Linked DNA regions of Homo sapiens: region 1 is linked to region 2. The links are chromatin contacts, found by Hi-C in ENCODE. All regions are on one chromosome and are shown on one strand. The core of a region is the stretch at or near the end of the contact, and the rest is flanking DNA. Distances in the headings are between cores, read along the strand shown.

What was found. Hi-C counts contacts between places; a loop is a spot of excess contacts on that map. Pooled maps may share reads with other maps.
Region 1: a map of ascending aorta shows a loop between it and region 2 (9-fold over the local background). The contact joins the promoter of XRCC2 here to the promoter of GALNT11 in region 2. A Hi-C loop is called at or near these places in 6 of 168 maps with a recorded cell type or tissue (B cell, CD4-positive, alpha-beta T cell, CD8-positive, alpha-beta T cell and 3 more), 6 of 37 single-sample maps with no recorded cell type and 21 of 50 pooled maps.

What each region holds. Positions count from the first base shown.
Region 1 is chr7:152,673,697-152,680,091 of GRCh38, reverse strand. It overlaps XRCC2 (X-ray repair cross complementing 2), which reads left to right and starts at 3,951. Exons shown (of 3, transcript NM_005431.2): 1 at 3,951-4,051. The coding sequence starts at 4,013. RefSeq lists silencers at 3,705-4,174, 4,475-4,564 and an enhancer at 3,630-4,474.
Region 2 is chr7:152,021,201-152,027,256 of GRCh38, reverse strand. It overlaps GALNT11 (polypeptide N-acetylgalactosaminyltransferase 11), which reads right to left and starts at 1,583. Exons shown (of 12, transcript NM_022087.4): 1 at 1,373-1,583. RefSeq lists silencers at 1,049-1,748, 2,599-2,893.

The DNA of each region.
Region 1 (6,395 bases), core at 2,702-5,201, 650 kb before region 2:
AATTTTAGTATCAATTGATTACTCTTAATCTCCTCTTCCAAACTATTACTGTGGCAATTTGTTTTTCTTTTTTTCTTTTTTTTTTTTTTTTTAGACAGTCTCACTCTGTCACCAGGCTGGAGTGTAGTGGCGCCATAGGCATGAGCCACTGTGCCCGGCCTACTGTGGCAATTTTTAAACATTTTAATTTTAGGTTCAGGGGTACGTGTGCAGGTTTGTTATACAGGTAAACTCATGTCATGGGGGTTTGTTGTAGGAATTACTTCGTCACCCAGGTACTAAGCCTAGTACCCAGTAGTTATTTTTTCTGCTCCTCTCCCTCCTCCCACCCTCCAGTCTGAAGTAGGCCTCAGTGTGTGTTGTTCCTTTCTTTTCGTGCATGAGTTCTCATCATTTAGCTCCCAATTATAAGTGACAACATGTGGTATTTGGTTTTCTGTTCTTGCGTTTTTTTGCTAAGGATAGTGGTCTCCAGCTCCGTCCATGTTCCTGCAAAGGACATGATCTTGCTTTTGTTTTGTTTTTTTCTTTTTTGAGACAGAGTCTCACTCTGTTGTGCAGGCTGGAGTGCAATGGCATGATCTCAGCTCACTGCAACCTCCACCTCCCTGTTCAAGCAATTCTCCTGTCTCAGCCTCCCGAGTAGCTGGTATTACAGTCATGCACCACCACACCCGGTTAATTTCTATATTTTTAGTAGAGGCAGGATTTTGTCATGTTTGCCAGGCTAGTCTCAAACTCCTGACCTCAGGTGATCTACCAGCCTCAGCCTCCCAAAGTGCTGGGATTACAGGCGTAAGCCACTGATGATTTCTTTTTTAGGAGGTAAAACATCATGTGTTTCTAAAAGTTAGAGCTGGCCAGTCATGGTGGCTCATACCTGTAATCTTGGCACTTTGGGGATGGCGAGGTTGGTGGATCACCTGAGGTCATGAGTTCCAGACCAACCTGACCAACATGGTGAAACCCCATCTCTACCAAAAATACAATTAGCCAGGCGTGGTGGCAGGTGCCTGTAATCCCAGCTACTGAGGAGGCTGAGGCATGAGAATCACTTGAACCCAGAGACAGAGGTTGCAGTGAGCCAGGATTCTGCCATTGCACTCCAGCCTGGGTGACAGAACAAGACTCTGTCTCAGAAAAAAAAGAAAAAAAAAATTGGAGCTATCAAAAAAAGTTACACATAGGGAAGTGTCCCTCACCCCATCTCTTTTACCCTATTTTCATCCTCCATTTTTTCCAACCTATTTTTATCTACCCTCCGTAGATAAAGAATCCTCTTTGCTTCTCATGTATTCTTCCTGTGTTTCTTTTTACCCAAATGAGCAGAGACATGTGTATCTTTTTCTTTCCCCTCCCTTGTTACAAGAAAGCTAGCAAACTGTAGACACCCCTTCCTCTTTGCCTTTTTCACTTAACACTATATCCTGGAAATCATTCCTTACAGATGCATAGAGATCTTGGCCATTCTTTGTTGCAGCTGCATAGTGCTCCATTTTGTGGCAGTGCCGTATTGTTTTCAACCACTCTCCTATGTATAAACATTTAGGCCATTTCCAAGATTTTGCAATTACAAACCATGCTGCAATATGCTTTTTTTGCATACACGTTTTTGCAATGTTGGAAGTATGACTTCAAGCTAAATTCTTAGAAGTAGGATTGCTGAGTGAAAAAGTTAATAAATGCGTCATTTTGTTAGATAGTGCCAAAATCGGCCAGGTGCAGTGGCTCATGCCTGTAATCCCAGCACTTTAGGAGGCAGGAGGATCACTTGAGCCCAGGAGTTGTAAACCAGCCTAGGCAACATGGCGAAACCCCATCTCTATTAATTAAAAAAAAAAAAAAAAAGATATTGCCAAATTCCTTTCCAAAAAGACCGTATGTTTTCATGCCTACCAGCAGTTTGTGAGAGCGCTTCAAGTATCCTTTTAAACGAGAAGTGATGTTTCCGGAGCATTAAAACTGAAGTGATTTCAAAACCATGTTGCACTCACACGAACAGGTGTGCACTTAATGGACTAAACTAGTTCAGCTGACATGTCTTCTTCATTAGGAACAGTGTGGAGACTGAAAAACTAATTTAGCCTAGAGCAGCTATTTAATTGTAAAGTCTCCTTTCTCAAATATTGATTTACTATGTGAGGAAATATTTACTTTGTATAGAAGTGTGTGGAATTGGACGAGGGGGTTGACCTACACATGTGGTTTGGTATACACATATCCTCATTACAGAGGGTGTAATGAAGATATAGGTGGTTCAGCACCATAGGAAAGGGAAAAAAGAAAAAAAAAAGACGGTAGAGGTGGCCTCCCAAGCATCCACTCCCACTCCTCTTGTTAATGATTCACAATTTGTTGTTATTGTTGTCATTTACTGTTCTCCACACCTTTCCACAAGGCCTGTGTGCTTTGAAAAAATATGTCTCTACTCCGGATAGAAGTGGGGCACACAGGGCCAGGCGCGGTGGCTCACGCCTGTAATCCCAGCACTTTGGGAGGCCGAGGCAGGCAGATCACAAGGTCAGGAGTTCGAGATCAGCCTGGCCAATATGGTGAAACCCCATCTCTACTAAAAATACAAAAATTAGCCTGGCGTGGTGGCACGTGCCTGTAGTCCCAGATACTTGGGAGGCTGAGGCAGAAGAATCACTTGAACCCGGGAGGCAGAGGTTGCAGTGAGCCGAGATGGTACCACTGCACTCCAGCCTGGGCGAGAGTGCAATGAGACTCCGTCTCCAAAAAAAAAAAAAAAAAGAAAAAAAGAAAAGTAAGTGGGGCACACGATTCAGGCCTAAGCTAACCAGACCAACCTCATTCCTGATGGTTGTTAATGTTTCAGATACGGGCCCGCAGCCCTACGTAGAGAAGAGGCCAAGGTAGAAAACATGAATCTGAGGTAAAAAGAAATGAGGTACTTGTTTGCCTCATCAAGCCTCTCAATTAAACTAACCTTGAAGCCTGTCTTACCTTTGGACTTCTAGTGATGTCACCCGGTAAAGCCCATTTGTTTCAGGACGTAAGAGTTGGGTTTTCTGTGACTTGGAACCAAAACCATTCCAATTTACAAAATGAGCAACTTTAATATTACCCATGAGAAATACTTCATTGGTATATGCTCTTTCCTAGCGTTTTTGAAAACTAAACTAGGTGGGTGAAAAGTATATCTTTGCATGAAACTTTTTCATTCCAGAAAACATTTTGTCATCTTGATAATAATGGCCAATGCTACTATATCCAAATTTTTGTCTTTTTTTTTTTTTGAGACAGAGTCTCGCTCTGCCGCTCAGGTGTGATGGCGCGATCTCGGCTCACTGCAACCTCTGCCTCCCTGGTTCAAGCGATTCTCCTGCCTCAGCCTCCCTGAGTAGCTGGGATTACAGGCATGCGCCACCACACCTGGCTAATTTTTGTATTTTTACTGTAGACGGGGTTTCACCATTTTGGCCAGGCTGGTCTCGAACTCCCGACTTCCAGTGATCCTCCTGCCTACCTCAAAAAGCAACTTGATAAATCCACAGGCTCGGTATATTTTAAAAATTCTTTTAAATACAGTATACTTTTCTCTTTTTTTCCAGAATTAACCATGAATCGCACACACAGCCAGAGGCTTTTAACCCGAGAACGGACAAAGGGGCCTGCTTGTGCAATACAATTATTTTTAATGGTTAAACAAATTAATACATAAGACCAGCTTTACCTAATATAATAATAACGAACCAAAGTTTACAACAGACAAGAAAAGCACCAGCTGTCCCCGCCACCCCGGAGCGATCTCCAAGGGGACGCGGGAGAGCGCCGCGGGGGACGCGGAAGTCTGACGTCACAGGAACTGGGGGCGGGGCGGGGAGGCCCGCACACCCTATTGCGCATGCTCCCGCCTCCCCGGCCGCGGCCTGGCGCAGTGCGCACGCGCGCGGGTGGGCGGGTTTGACTGGCCGTAGAGTCTGCGCAGTTGGTGAATGGCGTTGGTGGCGGGAAAGTTGAGTCTCTCCTGCGCCGAGCCTTCGGGGCGATGTGTAGTGCCTTCCATAGGGCTGAGTCTGGGACCGAGGTGAGAGCCGCCGGGTTGGGAGTGAGGGAGATGGGAACAAGGCCGCCGGTGGGCGAGGGGAGCCGAGGGAACCCGGGGGATTGGGAGGCTTGGGGCGGCGCGGCCTGGCCGGGCTGGGACCGGCCTCTCGGCCTAGACGCCCGCGATGCTGGCACCCTCTGCCACCTCTCACCTGGGCCCCAGGGGTCCGCCCCTGGGCAGCCTGGAGTCCTCCGAGGTGGGAGGACCGGGCGGAGGTGGAGGAAGTCTTTCTTTGGAAGACTTGCTGCCTGCCCAGATCGATATAACATACGAGGTCTCTCCTCCCAAGAGTTATGGTCTAAAAACCCCTCACAAATTAACTACCGTTGGAAATGTCAAGCTATGCAAGAAAAGCTAGAAAAGGGGAGGGGTCGCCCGTTGGAGCATTTGGAGCTTTTCTGGAACAGGTGGTGTTTGCGGAGGTTGCCTCACCTCCCTGTAGCCCACGTGTCTCTGCTTAGGGCAGCTGGCCCTCGCCACCCCCTAGTATTCGTTTCCAGCCCAGGTAGCTCCAGAGCCACACAAGCCGGTGGATGCCCCTCAAGAATTGAACCAAGTGTCCAGCACTTACTGTGTGTCAACTACGTGTTAAGGGATAGGAGTAAGCAACAAAAGACATAACTTCTGCCATTAAAGAACTAGTAAGGGAGGCTGCTGTAAGAATTACAGTATTGCACAAAAGTTTGTTGTCCATTAGAGGGGCGGGCATCATGGAAGATGCAGGAGGAGATGACTGAAGTTTCAAGGACCATTTGAAATGGTTTGGCAAGGAGAGGATGACATTCAGAGCGGAGACAGTCGGGAGTACATGGATTCTGAATTAAGCAAGAGCATGGCTAATTTAGATAACTGCAAGTATTTCTGTAAAATTGGAACAAAGGGAGTGAGGGACAATAGGTTGGGAAGTAAGCGCTGAGCAGTGGGCAGGGTATGAAGGATCTTTTATGCAGATGAGAGAGGAAGCAATCTCAAAAGAGTCAGCAAACATTTTTGTGGAGGGCCATGTGGTAAATATTTAGGCTTTGCAGGCCATGCCGTTTCTGTCACAGCCACTCAACTCTGCTGTTCTAATGGGAAGGCAGTCATAGATAAATAAAGGCACATGGCAGCGTTCCAATAAAGCTTTGTTTTTTGGATTTAGCCTGCTGGCCATAGTTTGATAATCCCTGTTCCTAAAGAGTAGAACCACTGCTTAGTATAAGAACGGCTACAGTTATAAACCATAGATATATATATATTTAAAAATATATTTATATATAATATATATTTAAAAATATATTTATATATAATATATATTTAAAAATATATTATATAAATATATATTTAAAAATATATTTATAATATAGATTATATAGAAAGTATATAATACATATAAACATATTTTTTATATATAAATATATATTTTTTTGAGATGAACTCTCGCTCTGTTGCCCAGGCTGGAGTGCAATGGTGCCATCTCAGCTCACTGCAACTTCCGCCTCCCGGGTTCAAGCGATTGTCCTGCCTCAGCCTCCCAAGTAGCTGGGATTACAGGCACACGCCACCACACCCAGCTAACTTTTGTATTTTTAGTAGAGACAGGGTTTCGCCGTGTTGGCGAGGCTAGTTTCGAACTCCTGACCTCAGGTGATCCGCCTCAGCCTCCCAGAGTGCTGGGATTACAGGTGTGAGCCACTGCGCCCGGCCAAAACCTTATATTTAAATGATTATTTGAAACCCAGGTTAAGGTCCGATGATTTTTGCAATCAGAACAAGCCTTGTATCCAAAAAATGAGAGTCTAGCACAGTTAAGTCATGGAACAAAGAATTTAACATCATATCCTTTGCCTGCCTTGTCTGTGTGGCAATCCTAAGCCTAGCTCATACTACTCTGGAGTGGAGTGGGGTGGAATGGTGAATAGGAAGCTAGGCAATTGGCGCTGCTCTATTTTCCTTTTTATTAACAAAACCAGTTAAGCCAGTCTCTTTCCCTTTAAGTGTCTTGGGAACTATGTGGCCACTGCCAAATTTGTTTGAACTCTAGCTTCTTTGCACATTCATCTACTTTGAATTTACTTGGAGGGATTGTGTTGAGGAATATATCTGAAGCCATAAGCTAACCCAAGAAACTGAAATAAACTACTTTAAATTTTTGGTTTTTTTTGAGACAAGAGTCTCACTCTGTCGCCCAGGCTGGAGTGCAGTGGCGCGATCTTGGCTCACTGTAACCTCTGCCTCCCGGGTTCCAGCAATTCTCCTGCCTCAGCCTCCCGAGTAGCTGGGACTACAGGTGCACGCCACCATGCCCGGCTAATTTATTTTTTATTTTTATTTTTTAGCAGAG
Region 2 (6,056 bases), core at 334-2,833:
ATTTTTTTGAGATGGAGTCTCGCTCTGTCACCCAGGATGGAGTGCAGTGGCGTGATCTCGGCTCACTGCAAGCTCTGCCTCCTCGATTCACGCCATTCTCCTGCCTCAGCCTCCCAAGTAGCTGGGATTACAGGCGCCTGCCACCACGCCCGGCTTATTTTTTGTATTTTTAGTAGAGACGGGATTTCACCGTGTTAGCCAGGATGGTCTTGATCTCCTGACCTCGTGATCCGCTCGCCTTGGCCTTCCAAAGTGCTGGGATTACAGGCGTGAGCCACCGCACCCGGCTAATAAAAAAATTTTTAAAGAGATTTATTCTGAGCGAAATGAGTGTCTATGGCCCATGACACTGCCCTCAAGAGATCCTGAGAGCATGTACCCAAGGTGGTGGGGGCACAGCCTAGTTTTATACATTGTAGGGGAACATGAGTCTTCAATCAAATACAGGTATAGACTAGTTCGGGCAGGAAAGGTGGGACAACTCAAAGTGGCGGCTTCCAGGTCATGGGTAAGATGAGAGACAAACGGCTACATTCTTTTGAGCCTCTGCTCTGCCTTTTACTGAACACACAATTTACGCCATGGGGCAGGCAGAGGAATAGCCACTTGTGCCTTAGTCTGGCTCAGTGAATCTGCATTTTTACATAAATACAGGGCAGAGGAAGCCGTCAGACATGCATCTGTCTCAGGTGAGCAGAAGGATGACTTGAGTTCTGTCCCTGTTCCTCACCTGCGAAGACAAGCTGTCAATTTACACTGCCAGGGTGCAATTCCACACAACTGTTTCAGGGTAAAGATGTGGAGGTCCACAGCGAATTTCCTCCTGGCCAAAGGGTGAGGGAGCTGTGTGGCTTTTTATCTTTGCAGCTGTCTTAGGAACAAAACTTAGGGGCAGGTTTGCCTGACGCAGCTCCCAGCTTGACTTTGGCTTAGTGATTTGGGGTCCCGAGATTAAATTTCCTTCCACACTATTCTCCCTAGTTTTGTGTATGTGTGAACTATTCTATTTCTGGGCACTTTTAATTTTAAAAAGTGGACAATACTGATCTGGACTTCATTTTAGGAAATGCTGGGGGAGGCTGCAGGATCAGGTGTGCCTCCGTCCTAAATACGCGAAAACGAGGCCAGCGCCCTGGTCCTCGCCCCCACGCCCGCGAACAAGCCTCAGGAGACGCTGGGGGAGGCGCGGGGGCAGCGGCGTCTCCCGGAGACACGAGCCTCGCCCAGGGGGCGTGCGGGAGCCCAGGACCCGCGGGGAGCCAGGCGCTGCCCCGCCGCCGCCCCCAGCCTGCCCAGGCCCCGCGCGCCGCCGCCGCCGCAGCTCTCGAGGTGCTGAGGGACGCCGGGAGGCCGCCGCCTAGAGGGTACTCACCGCCTTGCCCGCAGCCCAGGATCGCCGCCTTCTGGGACTCGGGCTGCGGCATCTTCTCTCCCGCCACAGCCCCAGTCCGACCCGCAGGAGCGGCGCGGGCTGAACTGCCCCGGGGCCCAGCAGCCAGGCGTCGCGCAGGCGCTGGGCGCAGTGGCGGCCGCGCCTCCTCAGGCCCAGGGCCCTCGCCCAGTCCCCGAGCCGCTGCCTCCGCCCAGCGCCGCGCGTCCGCCGGCGCCGCGTGACAGGCGGCCCCGCCCCCGCGCCGCGGTGACGAAACCTCTCGCTGCCCTGACGTCACCGGCCGCCGCGCGCTGAGTCCTCCCTAGCGTTCGCGCAGAGGCGCCGCGCGTGGCCTGGCTCCTGTTGTCTGTCACCCGCGGTCTCAAAAGACCCCATTAATGACAAATGCCCTGCCTGTGGCCCCGGCTACTCCGGAGGCTGAGGCGGGAGCAGCGCTTGAGCCCGGGAGCTCTGCGCTGTATGCGCTGTGCCCATTGCGCGGCGACACGCATCTGTGTTCCGCATCGGTGTGGTGACCTCCCGGGAGCAGGGACCACCAGGTTCCCCAAGGAGTGGGGAACTGGCCCAGCTCGGAAACCGGGCAGGGCAAAACTCCTGTGCTGATCGGTAGCGGGATCGCGCCTGTGAATAGCCACTGCCCTCCAGCCTGGGCAATACAGCGAGACCCCATAAGTGAAAAAAAAAAAAAAAGACAAATGCCCTTAAACATATTAAAAGAAGTTAAACGCCACTTGTGATAGAAGAAAATGTAGATTAAGGTGTAAAGAGAGAAGTGGTGAAAAAAACACTCATACCTTGGTGATAATAGTGCAATGTATACAAATACCATAAAAGGGGAATTGGCAATTTTTAAGAAAAATGGTGTGGGCATTCATCTTTGGCCAATAATGCCAAGTTATATTGAAGAATATCTTAATACTAATCTTCTTTGCATTTCTGAAATAAATCCCACTTGGTTAAGAATATTTTTGAACTTTTTTAAAGAACTCATTGCTTCACAATTAAAGTCTGATGGGGTACACGCGTAGCAATGGAGGAACTTCTACAGCTACTATAAATTAAAGAGCACCACCTGAACCAAAGTAGTGGCCTTCTTGAGCTGAACTGAGCTAACCACATTCCCCAGCCCCTCTTCCACAGATACCCCATGGGGTTGTCAGGGTGTAGGGGATGCCATGTTGTACCACCCAGGTTTCCCCTTAAGGACTGAGGACTCATTTCTCCAGTTGTTGGGTGTGTAGGCCGCTGATGGCCCCCAGCTGAGTCTTGTGGCCACTTCCCTCAGCCAAAGAGAACTGCTGCTGGGTGCCAAGTTGAATGCTTTTGACTCCTTCTACCATGCTTGTGTCTTGATTGGAGATTGACAGATATTTCAGGTACTGGTTTCTCTTGCAAGGGCAGTGCAGACAGCACACAGGTATCTTTGCCCAGTTTCCTTCAATGGTTGCAGCTCATGTAAAATATACATAGTATAATATCAAATAAGCGTCATTGGGGATCAATCCTGCTGGGATCCCCCTCAGAAACTATTCACAGCAGTGGCAGGCAAACTAGGGCAAAGTCTACTAGGTATATTTAAAAGTGTATTACAAGTTTATTTAAATACATAAATATGTTTCCAGAAAGTAATCCTTCCAACTACCTAAACTAGTAATGAAAAATGTTAAATATCACCTTAAATATGTATAAGGGGATACTAAGTTCTTGTATTTAAACCTTATTATTTTAGTATATACTCAAGCAAAAGAGTTTGAAGACCAGACCTTTAGGGCCTCACTACTCAAATGGTGGTCCAGCAACAAGCGACACCAACGTCACCTGGAGTGTGTTAGAAATGGGGAGTCTTGTGCTCCACCTACTTAATTAAAATCTGCATTTTTACCAAGATTTCCAGGTGATTTATACACAAATTAACATTTGAAATCATGCTCTAGGATTAATCAGGGCATGTAAATTTCCATTGTTTCATCTTCTCCTGACCCTTGATAGTATCAGATATTTAAATATTTGCCAACCTGATGAGTATGAGATGCATCTGTTTATTACTTTAAATACTATTCTACCTGATTAATGTGCAATAATTACTTAACCATTATTCTCGTAATTGAGGATTTGGGTTAGCTCCAATTTTTCACTATCATACAGAATGACACTAAAATGCTCTTTTCAGCGTATCATTCTGGTTAAACACAATCTTTGAGGCCACGCTGATTAGGATCATGTAAGGGCCGTGTTATTGTTTGTCCTTGGATACAGTTGCCAGATGAAATACAGGATGGCCTGAAATTTGAATTCCAGATTAAGAATAATTTTGTGGTTTAAGTATATCCTGTGCAATATGTGAGAGGCTTGTCTTCATCTGTGCTGCCATAATAAAATACCTGAGACTAGGTAGTTTAAAAACAAATTTGTTTTCCCACTCTCCTGGAGGCTGGGAAGTACAAGATCCAGCAGCCGTATCTGGTAGGCTGCTGGTGAGGGCTTTGTGCTACATCATAACGTGGCAGAGAATCGGAAGAGGAAGCGCGCACTGGCTAAAGGGGCAATGTTACTTATTAACAACCCGCTCTCAAGGTACCTAATCCAGTCTCAAGAGACTGGGAACTCTCAGTGACTGCGTTAATCTTTTCATGGGGGGCTGGTCCCTCATGGCTCAAATGCCTCTTAAAGGTCCTACTCTGTCTCAACACTGTTACCCTGGGGTCCAAGCCTCAACATGAATTTTGGTGGGGATAAAAGGTATTCAAACTGTAGTGCTGTTGCTTTGTCAGTTGTTTCAACATGAATTATGGAAGACACATTCAGAATGTAGCCATATGTACAGTAAAATGTTATTGTCTATTTGAAATTCAAGTTTAACCAGGCATCCTGTATTTTTATTAGCCAAATAGGGCAACGTTAACCTGGGCACATTCTAACCATCGTTTTCTCATCTATGAAATGAGGATAGCAGTAGAACTCATAAAGTTGTTGTATGAATGAAAGGAGATAATCCATGCAGACTACTTATAACAGAGTATGAAACGTAGTAAAAGCTCAGCAAATGTCAGCTCTTCTTAGTTGTTGTTTCATACAGGTGTGTCTTGGGATAAATTCCTAGAAGGATGTTTTAGTTACAGAACTCCTGGGCTTAATTTCAGACTTGTTTGAGCATTCCATCATACCAAAAACTGTTTTGTAAGAAACCCTAAGCAGGTTACCAGATACTTTTCAACTAGCTTCAAAATACAAATCAGATTTTTAAATTTCCACACAAAAACAAAAAATTGCCATCTATAGGCAAGTATCAATTTCCCTTTAATCACACCAAATATTTGGATATTGATTCTGATTTCTTTTCTATTTTAGGGTCAACTGAAGCAATATTTAAGAAGATACTGTCCAAGGGACATGCTGAACAATTTCTAGGACTTATCTGTGTTATCTAGTACCTAAACTAAATTACATTACAAAACTAAGACTTAATATTAGGCCCACGGCTTTTAACAAAAGAGAACACTCCTGTCTTTTGCTTTTGGGAAAGCTGATATTTACAGCATCCATTCTTTATGCTTACCAGAAAAAAAATATACTTTTTAATGTTACATATATATCATTTATATATTACATATAATAATTATATATAACATATATATATTCTCAAATTTCAACTAGAAAAAAACTGTTACTTTAAGAAGATACTCCATATTTATACTACTATAATTCTCTTTTATTTTTTCAGCTACAAGATTTCTATTTTGCTTTTTGTTTGTTTGTTTTTTGAGACAGTCTCTGTCACCCAGGCTGGAGTGCAGTGGTGTGATCTTGGTCTTGGTCTCGGCTCACTGCAACCTCCACCTCCCATGTTCAAGCGATTCTTGTGCCTCCCAAATAGCTGGGATTACAGGCACGTGCCACTGAGCCGGGTTCTGTTTTGCTTTTTTTTTTTTTTTCCTGACGGAGTCTCACTCCGTCGCCCAGGCTAGAGTGCAGTGGTGCAATCTCAGCTCACTGCAACCTCTGCCTCCCAGGTTCAAGCAATTCTCCTGCCTCAGCCTCCTGAGTAGCTAGGATTACAGGCGTGCGCCACCATGCCCAGCTAATTTTTTTGTATTTTTAGTAGAGACCGGGTTTCACCATGTTGGCCAGGCTGATCTCAAACTCCTGATCTCGTGATCCACCCGCCTCAGCCTCCCAAAGTGCTGGGATTACAGACGTGAGCCACCGCGCCTGGCCTGTTTTGCATTTTATCATAATTTTAGTAGACTCATGGGTTTATTATGATTAATTTTTAAATGACTTTCTAGAGGCAGGAAAGGTATAAATAATATATGGGCCAAGAATACAATCAAGCGTGGCACTCGTTTTGTGCTGCCAGATCAACCTTTTAAAGGATCAATCAAGTGGCTGTCTGTAATAGATCAGCTCATGTCTGTCTAGCAATAGATTTTATGCAGTATTTTGCTAAATAGATAGGTATAAAGGGGTTATTTGCGGCCGGGCGCAGTAGCTCACACCTGTAATCCCAGCACTTTAGGAGGCCGAGGCGGGTGGATCACCTGAGGTCAGGAGTTCAAGACCAGCCTGGCCAACATGATGAAACCACATCTCTACTAAAAATACAAAAATTAGTTGGGCATGGTGGTGGGTGCCTGTAATCCCAGCTACTTGGGAGGCTGAGGTA